Linked DNA regions of Homo sapiens: region 2 is linked to region 1. A link is a loop called in an ENCODE intact Hi-C map of the cell type or tissue named here. Cell type or tissue: mammary epithelial cell. All regions are shown on one strand. Each heading gives the region's core, and the rest is flanking DNA. Links, peaks and the distances in the headings are about the cores only. Region 1 overlaps TAOK3 (TAO kinase 3). Region 2 overlaps TAOK3 (TAO kinase 3).

The links. Hi-C counts contacts between places; a loop is a spot of excess contacts. Peaks named below come from ENCODE experiments on the same cell type or tissue, not always from the same donor. Only the 100,000 strongest peaks of a DNase experiment are listed, where the experiment ranks them.
Region 2: a loop joins it to region 1, with 2.9 times the contacts of the local background. A loop is called at or near these places in 2 of 110 quality-filtered maps.

Annotation. Positions count from the first base shown.
Region 1 is chr12:118,270,524-118,273,446 of GRCh38, reverse strand. All of the region lies in intron 1 of TAOK3 (TAO kinase 3), which reads left to right. Among named protein-coding and RNA genes, the nearest start is that of TAOK3, 100 kb to the left of the region's middle. In mammary epithelial cell, for the core only: no CTCF peak of the experiment used is centred there; a DNase peak (open chromatin) is centred at 1,466; H3K4me3 peaks cover 295 bases; H3K27ac peaks cover 2,066 bases.
Region 2 is chr12:118,355,843-118,358,765 of GRCh38, reverse strand. The region is part of intron 1 of TAOK3 (TAO kinase 3); the gene reads left to right. Among named protein-coding and RNA genes, the nearest start is that of TAOK3, 16 kb to the left of the region's middle. In mammary epithelial cell, for the core only: no CTCF peak of the experiment used is centred there; DNase peaks (open chromatin) are centred at 1,115 and 1,715; H3K27ac peaks cover 2,355 bases.

The sequences.
Region 1 (2,923 bases), core at 206-2,705:
CACTGCAACCTCTGCCTCCTTGGTTCAAGCGATTCTCCTGCCTCAGCCTCCCGAATAGCTGGAACTACAGGCGTGTACCACCACACCTGGCTAATTTTTTGTATTTTTAGTAGAGATGGGGTTTCACCGTGTTAGCGAGGATGGTCTGGATCTCCTGACCTTGTGATCTGCTTGCCTCAGCCTCCCAAAGTGCTGGGATTACAGGCATGAGCCACCGCGCTGGCCCTATTTTTTTCTTAAAGAGGCCCTCAAATTTGTTTACTCTGCAGTCCTCGTAAGAACTGAATCTAGCACCATATCTTTAAATGTCCTGAGATCCTTGGGAGGAATAGTAACAGAAGTTCAATCTTACATTAAATTTAAAATTTTCTTGATTACCCTCCAAAATAGTAAAGTATGACTTAGGGCAGCATGGTTCAGGAGAATAAATTTCTGTAATGGAAAATCAGAAGTCCTGGATTTTTTTTTTTCCAGACAAGTTCTTACTTTGTCACCTAGGTTGGAGTGCAGTGGCACAATCTCGGCTCACTATAGCCTCAGCTTCCTGGGCTCAAGCAATCCTCCCACCTCAAGCCCCAAGTAGCTGGGACTACAGGCACGTGCTACCATGCCCAGCTAATTTTTTTGTATTTTATTTCATAGAGACGGGGGTCTCACTGTGTTACCCAGGCTGTTCTCAAACTCCTGGACTCAAGCAACCCTCCCACCTCGGTCTCCCAAAGTGCTAGGATTACAGGCATGAGCCACTGCACCTGGCCAGAAGTCTGGGATTTTAATTTGGGGATAATGCTGCCACAGAGGTGTGATGTGATGCTTAACTTTTCTGAGATTGAGTATAAAAAGAAAAAAAGGAGTTGAAATGGTGTATCTTTAAAATTCTTTCCAGTATGAAACATTCTAATTCTTATTTACTTTATTAATACTGAAATATTGTGGAGTTTTCGAATTCACTGGCTCCAGGATAGTGCTGCCAGAGAAAAACATTGTTGAGAAGAACATTATTGTTGAAAAAAACATTGAAACACAACTAAGATCTTCAATGAATCATCTTTCTTGAAGTTTCTGGGAAAGGGAAAATTATTTTAAAAATATATATTTCTACTCTCTATCAAGTGTTCTTTCTTTCTTTCTTTCTTTCTTTTTTTTTTTTTTTTTGAGATGGAGTCTTGCTCTGTCACCCAGGCTGGAGTGCAGTGGTGTAACTCGGCTCACTGCAACCTCTGCCTCCTGGGCTTAAGTGATTCTCATGCCTCAGCCTCCCAAGTAGCTGGGATTACAGGCATGCGCCACCAGTGTTCTTTCTTATAGTAAGTTAGAATGTCTTGTGAGAAATAATTTACTTGATTACCATTGTTAGAAGGTTTCCATTTCTTAGAATAAAGAAGTGTTTGCGAAGAAAATTATTTCAATTGCACATCTCTGATGAAATCTTCTACTCCGTGCTAGTTGGATTGTTTATTTGGCCCAAGGGCCTAAAACCTGAAATACTACATTCTTGGCGCAGTTCTACATTCTCACTATAAATGTAATACCTGAGGTTGCAGGAGGTTAAGGAAGAGGGAAAAACTTATTTTATGCCTGTTATTTCATCTTATCCTCTTAGAAGAAAAAATATTCTTGTTTATCTTTTGGGGAAAGGATTAATTTGAATGGTCATTTTAATTATAAGATTGAAATGGAACAGGGAAGGTGATTTCATCAGATTTTTATGGAATATCTGCTACTTAAAGAAGCCGTAGGGCCCAGCATTTCCACTCATAGGCATATGCTCAAGAAAAATGAAAACATATATCCGCCTAAAAACTTATACATGAATAATTCTAGTAGCACTATCCATAATGGCCAAAAGTTAAAGCAGTCCAAATGTCCATCACCTGATAAATGGATAAAATGTGACATATCCATATAATGGAATATTATTTGGCAATAAAAAGAAATACTGATTCATGCTATGCATTGGATTTGAAAACATGCTGAGTGAAAAATGCCAGTCATGAAAGACCACATATTGTATGATTCCGTTTATATGAAATTCCCAGAACAAGGAAATCTATAAAGATGGAAAGTATGTTAGTAAATTTCTTAGGAATGGAGGGAATGGGGTGGGGCGAGGCTGGGGTAATAGCTAAAGGGTATGGTTTTGTGTGTGTATGTATGGTGATGAAAATGTTCTAAAAATAACTGTGGTTGGTAACGGTTGTACATATCTAAAATGCTAAATACTAAATATACTAAAAACCATTGAATTGTACACTTTAAATGGGCAGAGTGTATGATAGGTGAATTATATCTCAATAACACTGTTTTTATTTTTTAAAATATCAGGGGTTACAATGATTAATCCAAATGTGGACTTAGACAATTACCCTTCTCTGAAGAAGCACTTGCCATCCAGTTTTAGAATACTAACTATGTGTGTTGAAAACTGATGCAAAGGGAGAAAATAGTAGGTTTTATAGAAGTGACATTTAGCCGGGCGTGGTGGCTCACACCTGTAATCCCAGCACTTTGGGAGGCTGAGGCGGGCGGATCACGAGGTCAGAAGATCGAGATCATCCTGGCTAACATGGTGAAACCCCATCTCTACTAAAAATACAAAAAAAAATTAGCTGGGCGTGGTGGCGGGCGCCTGTAGTCCCAGCTACTGGGGAGGCTGAGACAGGAGAATGGCGTGAACCCGGGAGGCGGAGCTTGCAGTGAACCGAGATCGGCGCCACTGCGCTCCAGCGTGGGAGACAGAGCAAGACTTTGTCTCAAAAAAAAAAAAAAAAAAAAAAGTGACATTTAGCTGGACTGTAAGAATAGCTGAGATTTGGGCCTTATAAGCAGAGGACACAACTTAGACAAAGACCAAGTGAGAAGTGAAATACAAAGTATATATACAAATGTAACTGAATGGAATTTATTTTTTCCTGATTATAGA
Region 2 (2,923 bases), core at 195-2,694, 85 kb before region 1:
AAAAGTCATTGGATTCATGTGCTCTATTTAATTTAATTTGTAGTTTGATATTCCACAAATAAAAGTGGCAATTTTTCAAAAAAATTTAATTTTTTTCTTTCTCCTGAATAACTAAGGTAAATGCTGAGCATGAAATACAATACCAATATTTTGTCGGAAGAGTCTTTTAAATAAAAAACTTGAAATATACTGAAGGTCATCTTAAATGGATACAGTTTATGCTAATGGATGATATTATTACTTTAAAACAATATTTTACAATCAAGCTACTCCAAGTGGCACACTATTCATCCTAGAGATCTTTAAAAGTAACAAGCCTGCCTCCTATTTTTCTTCATTCACAGAAAGGGAAAATAGTATAGAAAGCAGAGCTGTTTCTTGAATGTAATACCAAATTTAGAGACAGAAAAGTCAGAGGGTTTGGTCACATTTATTTTGTTTTGTAACTTTTTAAATCAATTTAATACATAGAGTTAGCTACTTATGAAAGTATAAAAATAAAACATGTTGGCCATTCGGTTATTAACAATTTATGTGACTACTATAGTCCATAAAATGAATTTAGTTTAAGTAGGAAAACAGATACTTTTTTTTTGACATGTCATCATTTGTATGTTAAAAAGTTAATGCAAAATATGTTATAAATCAGGAAAGCTACCTTAATAATTTCTTTACCAACTTCACTAGTCTCTTGGAATGAGGTTTAAATAAAATGCATAGGCTAACATGTGACTGTCATATCCAAACTCATAATACTGTGCAGGTTAAATGTGTAAATTAAGTCTTATAATTATGCATAGGATGTTTTCATTTAAGAAGCATTGCAGTGGATATTACTAATGGGGGCGCTATTCTTTCTAATGTATGAAAAAGGAAATTTTAAGTGTCAAATAATCTTTAAAATGTGATGTCATATAGCACGTTCTTTTTCCTTAAGATTTATGCATGTTTAAAACTTAAAAGTACAAATTATGTTAATTTCAGCTTTCATTGAGAGGCCTTTTATGATTGTCTGAATGTTATATTAGCAGTCCAGAAATATCCCAGTCATAGCTTGGATGGGGGTGAAGCAGAGGAAGTGGGTGGTGCTTCGTGATGACAGATTATTGCAGATTATATGGCTGCCTGCCAAAATGACACTCGTTGAAGGGAAAAGTAGAAGTTACAAACTCCATCCTATTAATTTGTACATGTTTATTTAACCACTTATAACTGTTTGCTTGTTTTATACATAGATGACAAGTTTTAAACTCCTGAATTACTTAAAACGTGCTTAACCTTCTCTAGTTTATTGTGGCTATATTCCTTATCTCTGATCTGCAAAGATCACACTGACCCTTTTGTGGAAAGCCACGTGTTAGCAGAAAAAAGATGGGGGAAGGATGACAGAATTTAAAACTACAGCTGCTTTGTTTTCCAGTTAAAAATAGTTCTGAGTTAAAAACGTAAGGATGTCCCATCACATGTGGACAATTTATATAAAATATAGCATACTAATACAAATAATCATGTCTTATGAAAAAGTTTATAGTTCTAGATTGTTCTGGTTTAGCTTGAAATTGAGATTCTTACTGTTGCAACATAAAAGGAAGCTTTGTGAAGGAAATATGACATCTCTGCCCAGATGCATAAGGAGGGAATTACAGTGGGGAGTTATTTTTAGAAGTATCTTATGAATACATTTCATGTACTGAGAACATTTTTTAAAGGTTAGTTTCACTGGTAGGAGTTATGCAAGTTGCTCGGGTCACTGGATATTCTATTAAGAAATCATTTTTATGTTACCAACCAACCTAGTTAGTCTTAAACTGGCTGATCTAAGTAGTAGCTTGCTTGTTTATTTAGAGACAGAGTCTCACCCTGTCACCCAGGTTGGTGTGCAGTGGCACAGTCATAGCTCACTGCTGCCTTGAACTCCTGAGCTCAAGTGATCCTCCTGCCTCAGCCTCCCCAGTAGCCGAGACTACAGGCATGTGCCACCATGCCTGGCTAATTTTTTAAAGTTTCTTTTTTTTTGTAAAGAGGGAGTCTTGCTGTGTTGCCTAGGTTGGTCTCAAAATCCTGGCCTCAAGAGATCCTCCTGCCTCTGCCTCCCAAAACTCTGGGATTACAGGTGTGAGCCACTGCACGTGGCCATATCATTTTTTTTTAATGTGACCAAATTGAGGCCGGGCATTGTTGCTGACGCCTGTAATCCCAGCACTTTGGGAGGCCGAAGTTGGAATATCACTTGAGGCCAGGAATTTGAGACCACCCTGGCCAACATGGTGAAGCCCCGTCTCTACTGAAAATACAAAAATTAGCTGGGCGTGGTGGTGTAAGTCTGTAATCCCAGTTACTCGGAAGGCTGAGACATGAGAATCACTTGAACCTGGGAGGCGGAGGTTGCGGTGAGCTGAGATTGTGCCACTGCACTCCAACCTGAGCGACAGAGCCGGACTCCATCTCAAAAAAAAAAAAAAAAAAAAAAGAAAGTGACCAAATTGAGAAGATATTGAGATCCTGTCAATACCATCAAATAGTAATGCAAGTTATCCTACTAAAAGAGGGGAGGGGACAGTTACATTCCCAGTGCATAGTAGTGTCCCATTCTCCTTCAGGAATGGAATGCCATGTTTTCAGTTCAAGGAAAGGTTGGAAGTGAGTCAAGGAAGCTATCATTTGTATCACACAATTCTTAGAATTGATGCCCTTCCCTAATTCTTTTACATGATCAGCAGCATATCCAGGTTTCTGGTATTTCTTACTTTCAGTTTCTGTCACATAGGTTTGGGATTGGCAGGATAGTTTAATGTTTAATAAGAGTGTGGCAGATAAACATGTCTGCCACCTACTAGCTTTGTGACTTTGCACAAATCCCTTAACCTCCCCGAAACCTCAGTTTCTTCTTCTGTAAAATTGATATAATTATAATACCTACTTC